3 separate regions of the Homo sapiens genome follow, and all the other regions are linked to region 2. The links are chromatin contacts, found by Hi-C or POLR2A ChIA-PET in ENCODE. All regions are on one chromosome and are shown on one strand. Each heading gives the region's core, a stretch centred on a gene start or an enhancer-like site at or near the end of the contact. The rest is flanking DNA. Distances are from core to core; before and after follow the strand shown. Region 1 has its middle 110 kb from the start of REEP3. Region 2 has its middle 6.0 kb from the start of TRS-TGA1-1. Region 3 holds the start of REEP3 (receptor accessory protein 3).

Evidence for each region. Hi-C counts contacts between places; a loop is a spot of excess contacts on that map. ChIA-PET counts read pairs that join two places held with the same protein, here RNA polymerase II (POLR2A). Pooled maps may share reads with other maps.
Region 1: a loop to region 2 is called in a map of CD8-positive, alpha-beta T cell, with 7 times the contacts of the local background. The contact joins two enhancer-like sites. A Hi-C loop is called at or near these places in 1 of 168 maps with a recorded cell type or tissue (CD8-positive, alpha-beta T cell) and 6 of 50 pooled maps. POLR2A ChIA-PET finds 5 or more read pairs at or near these places in 1 of 52 experiments (BJ).
Region 3: a loop to region 2 is called in a pooled map, with 3 times the contacts of the local background. The contact joins the promoter of REEP3 here to the enhancer-like site in region 2. A Hi-C loop is called at or near these places in 1 of 168 maps with a recorded cell type or tissue (CD4-positive, alpha-beta memory T cell), 1 of 37 single-sample maps with no recorded cell type and 6 of 50 pooled maps. POLR2A ChIA-PET finds 5 or more read pairs at or near these places in 1 of 52 experiments (H1).

Annotation. Positions count from the first base shown.
Region 1 is chr10:63,627,468-63,631,065 of GRCh38, forward strand. No RefSeq gene overlaps it. Among named protein-coding and RNA genes, the nearest start is that of REEP3, 110 kb to the left of the region's middle. RefSeq lists enhancers at 1,549-1,758, 2,149-2,328, 2,339-2,388 and a silencer at 2,859-3,188. Within about 2 kb of position 2,349, at least 41 of the 41 ENCODE cell types and tissues checked have a DNase peak (open chromatin) inside an H3K27ac peak, as active enhancers do.
Region 2 is chr10:67,768,859-67,772,111 of GRCh38, forward strand. No RefSeq gene overlaps it. Among named protein-coding and RNA genes, the nearest start is that of TRS-TGA1-1, 6.0 kb to the left of the region's middle. RefSeq lists enhancers at 2,045-2,234, 2,415-2,574. Within about 2 kb of position 1,898, at least 3 of the 41 ENCODE cell types and tissues checked have a DNase peak (open chromatin) inside an H3K27ac peak, as active enhancers do.
Region 3 is chr10:63,519,571-63,522,787 of GRCh38, forward strand. It overlaps REEP3 (receptor accessory protein 3), which reads left to right and starts at 1,831. Exons shown (of 8, transcript NM_001001330.3): 1 at 1,831-2,007. The coding sequence starts at 1,976. It also overlaps a transcript of JMJD1C not described here. RefSeq lists an enhancer at 1,027-1,076 and a silencer at 1,467-2,516.

The DNA of each region.
Region 1 (3,598 bases), core at 1,099-3,598, 4.1 Mb before region 2:
AATTGAGGCTACAATGAGCTGTGATTGCACCACCACACTTCAGCCTAGGTGACACAGTGAGATGCTGTCTCAAAAACAAAAACAAAAAACAGTGACCAACCTACGACCCAAGCAACCGCAATGTTTGTGACTTCGGACTCTGTTGTTAATTACGTCACAGTTGGTTGTCTTAGAGATCACAGAATACTTGGAAAGTTAACATGGAAATGATTCCTTCCATACATGTATTATATAATACAAAAGTTTCAGATTATCAGAATGTTAAATGAAGTAAAGTTGTTAAGTCATTGGAAGTTAATGGATTTGGTTTCAAGAGTAGCTTTAGTACAGAGAGAAAGGATGCTTTTAAAGTGAATAGAAAAAAATGAAGACAAATAATTTACTATCAGTTATGGACTAAGACAAACAGGAAGAATCTGAAGAGAGGATGCAGCTGAAACAGGAGGAGTATCCTCTCAGGAAGTGCTTTCCTTCCTTCCTCTCCTTTCCACCAACATTTGTTCCACGGCTTCCTCTCTTCAAACCACACCTTGTAAACCCTTTTATGTGCTCTGTTCACAACAAGAATTTCATGTGCTGTTCCATACTGGGTTTTAACTAATAAAATGCACACACACACACACAAAAGGCTAAATGCCTTTTTACACAGGAGATTAACTTTATTCAGTCTTTAAGCTGAAAGCAAGTACAGTTAGGATATATAGCAGGCGACAGTTTCCATATGTTCTAGGAAAGTGGAGCTGTATTATTTATAGTTTACAACATGTTGTATAAAATTAAAGCTAGCAAGGGGGCTCCCAGGGAGGTAAATTAAACAAAGAAGGGAAGACTTAGAGAACTCTATTTTGCTATAATCAGAGAACATGCCTATAAGAAAGCACTAAAAAAAATAATATTTAACATTAAACAATATGCAAAAGTACTTGGGGTGTTTACAATAGCTTAAATTCTAAAATTAAAAAGGACATTGAAGACTGAGAAGGGGAAAAACACCTTAATTTTGTAATCTTAATAGAAAGAAAAATGTGTCCTAAAAGCAGGAGTAAATAAATGTCATTAAAAAGGTGTATCTTCCAAAGTGCAAAGACACGTTACAAGAAATCAGGTTGCTCTTTGACCCACCAGTCTCAAAGCACATTAGACTGCAGCAAGTAATAATTGCTTCCTCATTTAGATTAGACAATGAGTGCTCTCTGCAAGCTGCTCTCCTCTAAATAGATTGTAGAGAGTAATTGAAACAAGTTATATGGGGAAGTGGAGTGACCGATTCCTCAAAGTGTGGGAGCAGAGCTATGGTAACCTCTTGAGCCTGGCCTTCATCCTGTTCCTATTTAGGGAATCCGCGGGGCAGCCAGTGTTGAGTGCAGTCTGCAGTTCGCCGGCTTTATTGTTCAGACTTGAAGAGAAGGTCACATGCCCTCTTTGACAGAGAGGTTTATGGGCTCTCTCTAATTAGCAGCACCCTCCACCAGACAGACTGTTGGCCACTTTCCAAGAACGGGACTTGGTAGCGGCCACTGATGAAGGAGAAAACAAGGTTATTTACCCTGCGACTGTAATTCTTGGCACAAATTCTCCCTTTACACTCAGACACGTTTTTTCTTTTGTTCCAACTTGCCTTTGGAATCCTGATTAGGGCGTTAAGAGAGGGAAATGCAGCTATATATTTAGTGGTGTAAGCAACCCATATGTTGGCCTTAGATACTTTTGACTATTCTAAGACCTCATACCAAAAGAGAGAAAGAAAAAGGAAAACGAAAAGGGCAGCGTAGTCGAGCGTTGCTTGCAAATGTAACTGCTTAAGCACATGCCCACACACAACTCCAGAAAAGGAAGTTTAATTTGCAACATCTATAAAATAACGACAGTTGTATGGTAGGACACAGAAATCCCAGCGGTAAAGTGTGATTGGGCTTAGCTATTATTGGAGTGTTAAAAGAGTACCGGGAATATATTTGGCTTGTCCTGTTCTGTCAGTTCTGTAGGCCGGTGGATTAAGCTGATAGAAATGCTTTTTGGTTGATTTAAACCAGATGCTCCGACTATTTTTGTCCCGTTTGCAGGCGCAGAAGCTCTGCATAAGGCAATACTGCCCCCCTCGGCCGACCGCCAACTGCAAGGCGTAGGAGACTGCTCTCCACTAGCCACCTCGGCCATAAAACCCTTTCAAGTCCCTATTATTATTCCAGGCACATTCCAAGGGGATTGAGTCACAGAGTTCACTTGGCTTTTCTCCTGCCCTGAACTGCCTGTACCAGGTGGAATACGACTCTCAACTTCAAATATGGAATCCAAAAGCAGTCAAAGAGCGCTTTAGAGCAAGCCCCAGATGCGAACTCTACTGCCACTTCTCCCCCTCCCCCAACTGGGGTTTGCTGGCTGCGCAGCTGTAGTCCCACGCCAGCACTAAGGTCGCCTGGTCGACAAATGAGGGTTTTCTTTGGGGCATCCTGTAGAGCTGTCCTATTTTCTCTACCACTTTGAGAAGCCCCAAGGGCTGCTTGGCGGCGAGGCACAGACTGGGCTGAAAACTTTTCCGTTGGGCAGTGCGTCCCGGAGACCCAGGAGGCCCAGGCCGGGAGCCCAGGGGGCTGGAGGTTCTGCTGGCTTTTAAGTCTGCTAGGAGGGAAAACTCCCAGCCCCTCCCACGCGTCCTCCCAGACTCGCCGGCCGCCTGCCCCGGGCGGGGAACGCGCACATCTGGCGGCCCAGGAGCCACATCTGATGCACTAACCCCCGCACCCAGATGTCCAAGAGGCCGGGGGAGTCAAAGAACGCCAGGGGCGGGGCGACCGCGGCTGCGGCTCCTCCCTCGGGCAGAGGGAGTCCAGATGCGAGGGACGCCCTCCAGAGCCGAGCTGGGCCGGCCGGGCAGCTAGGGTGCTGGGAGGTTGCGGTGCAGGGTGGGTGGGTGCAGTGAGGCTGGAGCCACGCTGGGGGGGCTGGGCTGGCGGGGGGAGGCTGGAGCCGCGCCGGGGAGAGGGAGGCGGCGGTTGGGTGCTGGAGGGCGCTGGTGCCGTGCCAGTGGGCGGTGGCGCCTTACGCCACCCGCCCCACCCCCGTCACCGTGCCCGCCCCACTGCGTGGGATTTTACAACCTAGGTCCCCGGGAGGTGGTGGTGGAGGGAGGGGCGGCGGGGACGTTTCCGGGGCGGGGGAGGGGCGCACTGCTCCAGAACTGGACCGAGGGCGGGGCTCCCCTCTGCTTCTCCCCTCTGTTCCAGCGCTGAGACGCAGGCCTTTCCTGGCGCGAAGCGACTCGCCCCGGAGCTCCCCTGCACCGTCCTGGGTGTCAGGACGCGTCAACCCAGATGACCCGACCCGGAGATCCTGGATCCTCTGCCCTCTTCCCCCTACCAAGTCCTTAACCGGAGAGGGAGGAGCTACCAATGTCCTCCAGACGTTCTCCAAAGCCCGAGCTGCCGGGAGAAGCTTGCTCAAGGCGGGTGCGCCCCTCAGACGTTTGTTTGCACGCAGGGGTTTTGACGTTTCGCTAAGCAACAGCGTTTGCCAGGGAATCAGGGCTGTTTCGAAGAGCTTGCGTCTATTTGATGCTCCCATCTTGAACAAATCGTTTCCATTCGATTTGTTTAACCAA
Region 2 (3,253 bases), core at 648-3,147:
AACTTCACCCCTAGAATGCCCAAAAAAAGTGGGAGAGAAAGGAGGGGCTTAACATGCTGTTCTCCTTTTGAAGGTCACTAATCTTTGCCTTAGTATAATTTATTGTAATATTGAGTATCCCCCACCTAGAATAGTTTTAATATAAAAGAGGGCAGAGGACAACAGCCTATGTACCCTTCCTTCCCTTTCCATATTTTTCCTTACCTTTTCTTCCCATTCTTTGTCTTCTAGCACTGAAAGGGCAGACAGAACCAGGAGGCAAGTACATACAGACCTCTGCCTCCATGGGTCACCCCCACCTTTGTCTCCTTGAGAATGTTCACTTTCCAACTGGCCTCCATGCAACTCGAGGTTTAGCTCTCTCCATGATGAGCAAAGAAAAATCCATGGAAGGGGTGGGGGTGGATGTGGAAGAGGTTCTGCAGTGCACTCCTCTTCTCAGAGGAAACCATTTCAACTCCTCTTTCCACATTTCTCTTCTCCAGAGTTCTCTTATCCACTACCAACCCTCCTGTGCATCCCCTCGAGCCAGCTTTTTCTGACCCAACCTCACATGATGCACTGTCTTGAGGATTTTCTCTCAAGACCCCAGCTTTTTCATTCTTTTATGTTACACAGCAATTCAGCCTTGTCCCTGTGCCTCAACATGCCTGGCAATCAGACCCCTCTTCGAAGGCAGAGGAAGTTATAATATCAAGGTCCCCTTCTCCCAAATGTTTTTCTACCTACTTCCTTTAGTAGAAATTAGGTCCTGCAACTTTCTGATCAGTGTTCAAAGGTTTTAAACATAAATAGACTGAAGTGAATTTTTTGCAAATTGTAATCAGTTAATCTGTAGAAATGCTAAATTTACAATTATCCTTCCCTTCTAAATCCAGGTCCCAAATCCATTCCAGTTTGTGGCATTTCCAGCCATGGAGCAGGATACACCCACTTGGAATGATCCTGATATTTCCCTATTCCTTAACCCATTTCCTATTCAACCCAAGTGCCATTGAGTTTGCCCCTAAATATGCTGAGAATCAACTTTGTTCCATATTTACTACCACCACCCAGTCCAAATCAACACTACCTCTCATCTCAACTACTTCTCGGCCTCTTAATTATCTCCTCCAATCCACTCTTCCTCCCCTCCAATCTGTTCTCCATAAAATAAATTTTTCTTTTAAAATGCACATTTGGTCTTATAACCTTCCTCCTGAGAACTCTTCTGGGGATTTCCATGTGCTTTTACAATAAAGACTAGAATCACTAGCATGACCCCATAGCTCTCCATGATCCTGCATGGCATAATTACCGGGCCTCTCCCTGTCATTCTCTAGCCAAATGTACTTTCTTTTCTTTTAGTTCCTTGAAAAGACCAAACTCTTTCCCACCTTAGGAATTCTGTACATGTTCCAATGTCTCCCTCCCCATCAAACTGATCAGTCCTCCTTCTTATGTAATTTCATACCATTTTACTCTTTTTCTTCACAACACATCATGCTTTGTGATATTTTAGTGTGAAATATTTGCTTAATGTCTCTGTGTGTGTGTACACGTGTGTGTAAAACCACAAAATCCCCTTATCTGCTATTTAATGGGCCTTCAATAAGTAATATTGTTGAGTGAATTTTGTGATTGTGAGGATCAGAAAGCAAGAGGTCTCAGAACACCTGAAGGGGTGGGAAGCAGAGGGTAAACTGTTTTCCTGCAGCTTTGGGGATGAATCAAAACTGTGCCTGAAGAGATTTGTGCCCTGAGTGCATAGATCTGCAGGAATATTGCAGCTCAACCATTTGATATATTGCACCACTGTTTAGCATGATTTATGAAGCTGTTGTTCTGTTTTAACTCAACATGTTCATTGTAAAGGAGTTTCATCCTCAGAGGTTTCATTAATGGAGGCATTGTTGTGTAGTGAGGCAGTAGAAAAAGGAAGTGAGAGATAGGGCTGGCCTACAACCTGTGTAAAGCTTGCATTTCAAGTCCCCTCTGGAGGGAATGCCCATTTCTGGAGTCTTGTTTCCCAATATGCCCATGTCCCCAAAAACATCTGGTCTCAGGCTCTTTCTACATACTAGAGTGCAAACAACTAGTAATAATACCTAAGTCTTAGCTCCTGCAGGGGTGAGAGAGACAGAGGCTCTGACACTGGAATTTTCAGGTAAAACAGATATCCTGTTCTATCTGAAGCACTGATGAAGAAAACATAGAGCTTTCAGCTCTTGTTCCAATGACTAGTTTCTTTCCCAATCTGCATGAAGTTGGTCAGTCAAGCTCACCCAGGCTCATAGACTAGAAGCCCCAGGAAATGAATTATTTCTGTTTCCTTCCCACCATCTCACACACATGCTCTTAAAATATCCATTCCCTTCCCTTGCCTCGGATCCTGGGTCCTGAGACAGGCTCTCACAGCCCAGAGAGTGGTTGTGATGGACTTAGTCTTACCTCAGCTGCTTTGTCTGGTGCTGGGCTGCCAAGGGAGGCATGCATGAGCAAGGCCAGTTCTCCATTCATATCTCAGACTATTTAGAAGAATCCAGTGACAGAGGACGTGGCCTGTGGGCTTTATGCTTGTGATGCTTTCTGCTGCTTGAGGTCGGGGTGGAGAAGAGGCTAGAGCTGACAAGCTTCTCACTCAGGGGCTGAGGTGGGGCACAGCTCCTGTCTGCTGGACTCATAAATCTCCTGGTCCCCACCCCAGGGATCTCAGAGCCCCCTTTGTTCTTTTAATTTTTATTCTAATAAAACCTCCTACATAACATAGGTCTACAAAGACTCTTGGGGAATATATTTCCCTCCCAAACATATTCATTTGAGACACAATTATCAAAACATTTGTTCAGGCCAGGCGCAGTGGGTTCCACCTGTAATCCCAGCAGTTTGGGAGGCCAAGGCAGGCAGATCACTTGAGGTCAGGAGTTTGAGACCAGCCTGGCCAACACGGTGAAACCCCGTCTCTACTAAAAACACAAAAACTATCTGGACATGGTGTCGCATGCCTATAATCCCAGCTACTCGGAAGCTGAAGCCAGAGAATCTCTTAAACCTGGGCAGTGGAGGTTGTAGTGAGCCAAGATTGTGCCACTGCACTCCAGCCTGGGCAACAGAGCAAGACTCAGTCTCAAAAAAAAAAAATTGTTCAGCACACGAACTTTAGACACATTTTATCTGACACCACAAGTCATTCCAAGAGATGAATATACACAGTATCCCTCTGAAAGCTACTTGTCTTCCAGATGTAAAGACATCTGTCTCCATCATTGGAGAC
Region 3 (3,217 bases), core at 581-3,080, 4.2 Mb before region 2:
TGACACAGATAAGAAATAGAAATTCAAGTAATAAATTATGAGAGCACAGACAAAATTAGGAATAATTGTCCCTGAGGAAAACCAAGGATGTCTTCATGGCACAGGCCACTGAAAAATGAGAGTTCTGATAGGTACAGAATGGGGAGCAAAGTGTTAAGGGAAAAACGAAATCTGGGCAAAAGCACTGAGCATGAAAATACAGGTTGGCTGAAAGAAGAGAGGTAGGGAACGGGTACATTAGGAGTTGGGGGTGAAAGTAGTAAAAGTAAAGGCTGTAAAGCTATTTCAGGACCTTTCATGAAGGGATCTGAATGATATTCAAATTCATTTGAGTTTTATTGAACAAGAGAGTTCGCCAAAAAACTGGTGCTTATGCAGCACACCTGATCCTCAAATAATGCTGAATAATGGCCAAAAATAAAAGATTCAGAGTTAAATGCAAATTATTACTCAAATTCCTGAAATAAAAAGTCTTGACATGAATTAATAAGCGAAAAGAACCTAACCCAAGAGTAGAAAGTAGCTTCTGAGCTTGTTTCTTAAATAATGAAATATTACCCAATTTATTGACTGAGAACTGAAAATAATTTAGGATAATCTGTTGTGTCCTTTGATTGTCTTCCATGCAAGTCAGAGTATTTCCTAAACATATTATTTAGCAGTGCCTCATATCACCCTTGAAAGGCAAGAGACAGACTACAGTATTATTACCCCCTTTTTATCACAGGGAAACTGAGGAACAAGAAGACAAAATTACAGTATGGTCACAAAAGCCATCATATTTTCTAGGACTTTAATTAAAGGCTCCAAGCCTACATTTCATCTTTTATTCTTCGCACCATCTGAATACTAGAATTATCTTTTACTATCGTCTTAACTGGAAAAAATAAAAATATCTAAACTTTAACATCATTTTCTCAATTTGGTACTGTCACAAAAAAAAAAAAAAAACAGTTTTAAAAGTCTGCCCTTGAAATGATATTTGCAAGAACAGCAAGGTGTAAGCAGTAACCCAACCTCCAAAAAATACAGTTGTAAATCTTACAGCTGTAATATAGTTGTAAATCTTAAGACAGGTCAGGAATCCTAGACCCAGCCTTTACTTTGAACATCTGGCAGGCCTCAGGGAAATAATGGAGATTCGTGTCTGTAAACAGTCTTTGCAGATGCTCTGATGAAAAGGTGCCCTAAGAGGCCCAGAACAGTGGTATCACTGCACCCACTACTGCAAACATGAAATCCTCCTCTGTCCCTCCCTGCATTGCACCACGAGACTCGTGGCACACACGGAGGCCTGTGCAAGAACCTCTCGACGATTCCTTTAAAATGTGGTAATATAAGGACGCCTTTGGTGCTGGGCCTCCGTAAACACTGAGGATACCGGATGTGGCCAGGCACACCTCAAAGTCTTGGCTCTCCAAAACCAGGGCCTGGTCGAGAGTTTTATTGGACACCGAGTTCCTGCGAATATCTCACTTTTCACACAGGCACTGCCAATCCCTACCCTCCAGTACCCTTCCTCAGCCTCCTGCCCCACTCTCGCCGCGAGTGTGGGCGTCCCAAAGAGCTAAGGAGGGTAAGGTTGGTTAGAGCGCAGGGGCCAAGGCCGCGGCAGCGAGGCCGTCCAGCGCGGGCTAGGATCCCGCCAGCCCAGCCCTGGAGCCCGGCCGCCTGGCCCCAGCCCTGGCCCGGGCCAACGCGCCGCCGCCACCGCCTATCAGCGGAGCGCAGGGGCGGGGTGCTGTCCGGACTAGGCTGCCGGGCCGGCGGGCGGGGGCGGGCGGGGACGGGCGGGGGACCGACCTCTGCGCAGCCCAGGCCGCCGCGCGCACACACCGGGCCCGGCTCCTGAGGGCGCCAGCGCGGCCCCGGGGAGCGCGAGGAGCCGGCGAAGCGCGCGGCCTGCCGTTGGCGGCCTGGTCCGCAGCGCCCTGCGCCCACCCGCCCCGGACGTGGGGCCCAAGCCCCCGTGAAGATGGTGTCCTGGATGATCTCCAGAGCCGTGGTGTAAGTGCCTCTCACTGCGCCCTGCAGCCGGCGCGAGGCCCAGGGGAGCTGTGGGAAGGGGAAGGAGCCGAGAGGAAAGGGAAGGCCTGGGCCTGGGCGGGGACGGGGTAGCCCGGCCTCGGGCCTGCCGAGGGTCTGGGGGAGCCCTCGGCTTCCTCACCTTGGTCCACGTCGCTGCGGAGCTCCCTGCGACGGCCGAGGGCCTAGCTGCGGCGACTGCGGCTGCGACGGCGGCGGCGGCTGTGGCGCTGCTCGGCTGCGTGCGGTGCGGCGCGGCGCCCCTGCTCCGGCGGCGCTGGGTGGGCAGGCGCTCAGGGCAGGCGGCGCGCGCTCCCCGCTCCTGCTCCCCGCGCAGCGCGGCACCGCCCTGCGGGCCCGGGAGCGGCGCGCCTCGCAGCTGCTCCCTGCGCAGGCTCCGCAGACGCCGAGCGCGGGAGGCTCCGCGATCCTCCCGAGGATGCGACGGCAGTGCCGAGCCTTTGTATCCCGCGGCTGATGCGTTGCGGTGTCTCTCTTGGCGGCTGATTGCCATTCGGTCACGTGTGGTAGGAGGAGAGATTTGTCTAAAAACCGGAGACCGCTCCCAGCCCAGGATCCCTGGGAAGGGTCCTAGTTTTCCCAAGATTTGCAGCTTACCGAGAAAGGTGACACCGGCTGCTCGCCCAGATCCCCGAATTCGGCCCTGTCTCGGCGGAAATATTTGCTAAGTGATTGAAAGGCTGCAGGTGCCTGTTGCCTTTGTTCAAATTATGGGTTCATTTCATTGTTCTCCTACCAACAAGTGCTACAGGTCTGTAAGAAAAAGAAATTCCTTGAGTTGGTGGTGTTAATCGTGTAAATGTATTTGAATACAGTTTAAACTGATTTTCTCTCATCTCCATTTTACCCCTCTCCCCGATTAAAAAAAAAGTCACCAAGTAAACAATGACGTAGTTACAGCTAGGGCCTATGAATTCATTATTCACCTCTGTAGTAGTGTTATCTCAGAAGGTTTCATAAAGGTATATGAAAAAATGTTTATGTGAGGGGGCAGGCTTCTCTGATAAGCTTTAGAATTTAGGAAAAATAACATTACCAGACTTTTTGTTAAAAGGAGCTAGATTTTCTGAGTTTGGGGTTTATTTTGTTTGGAAGTGAATTACTAGCCCTATTTAATCAGATTTGCAGCACAGCATTCAAAATTTTTCATTTGATTAAATCGCAAAGTTTC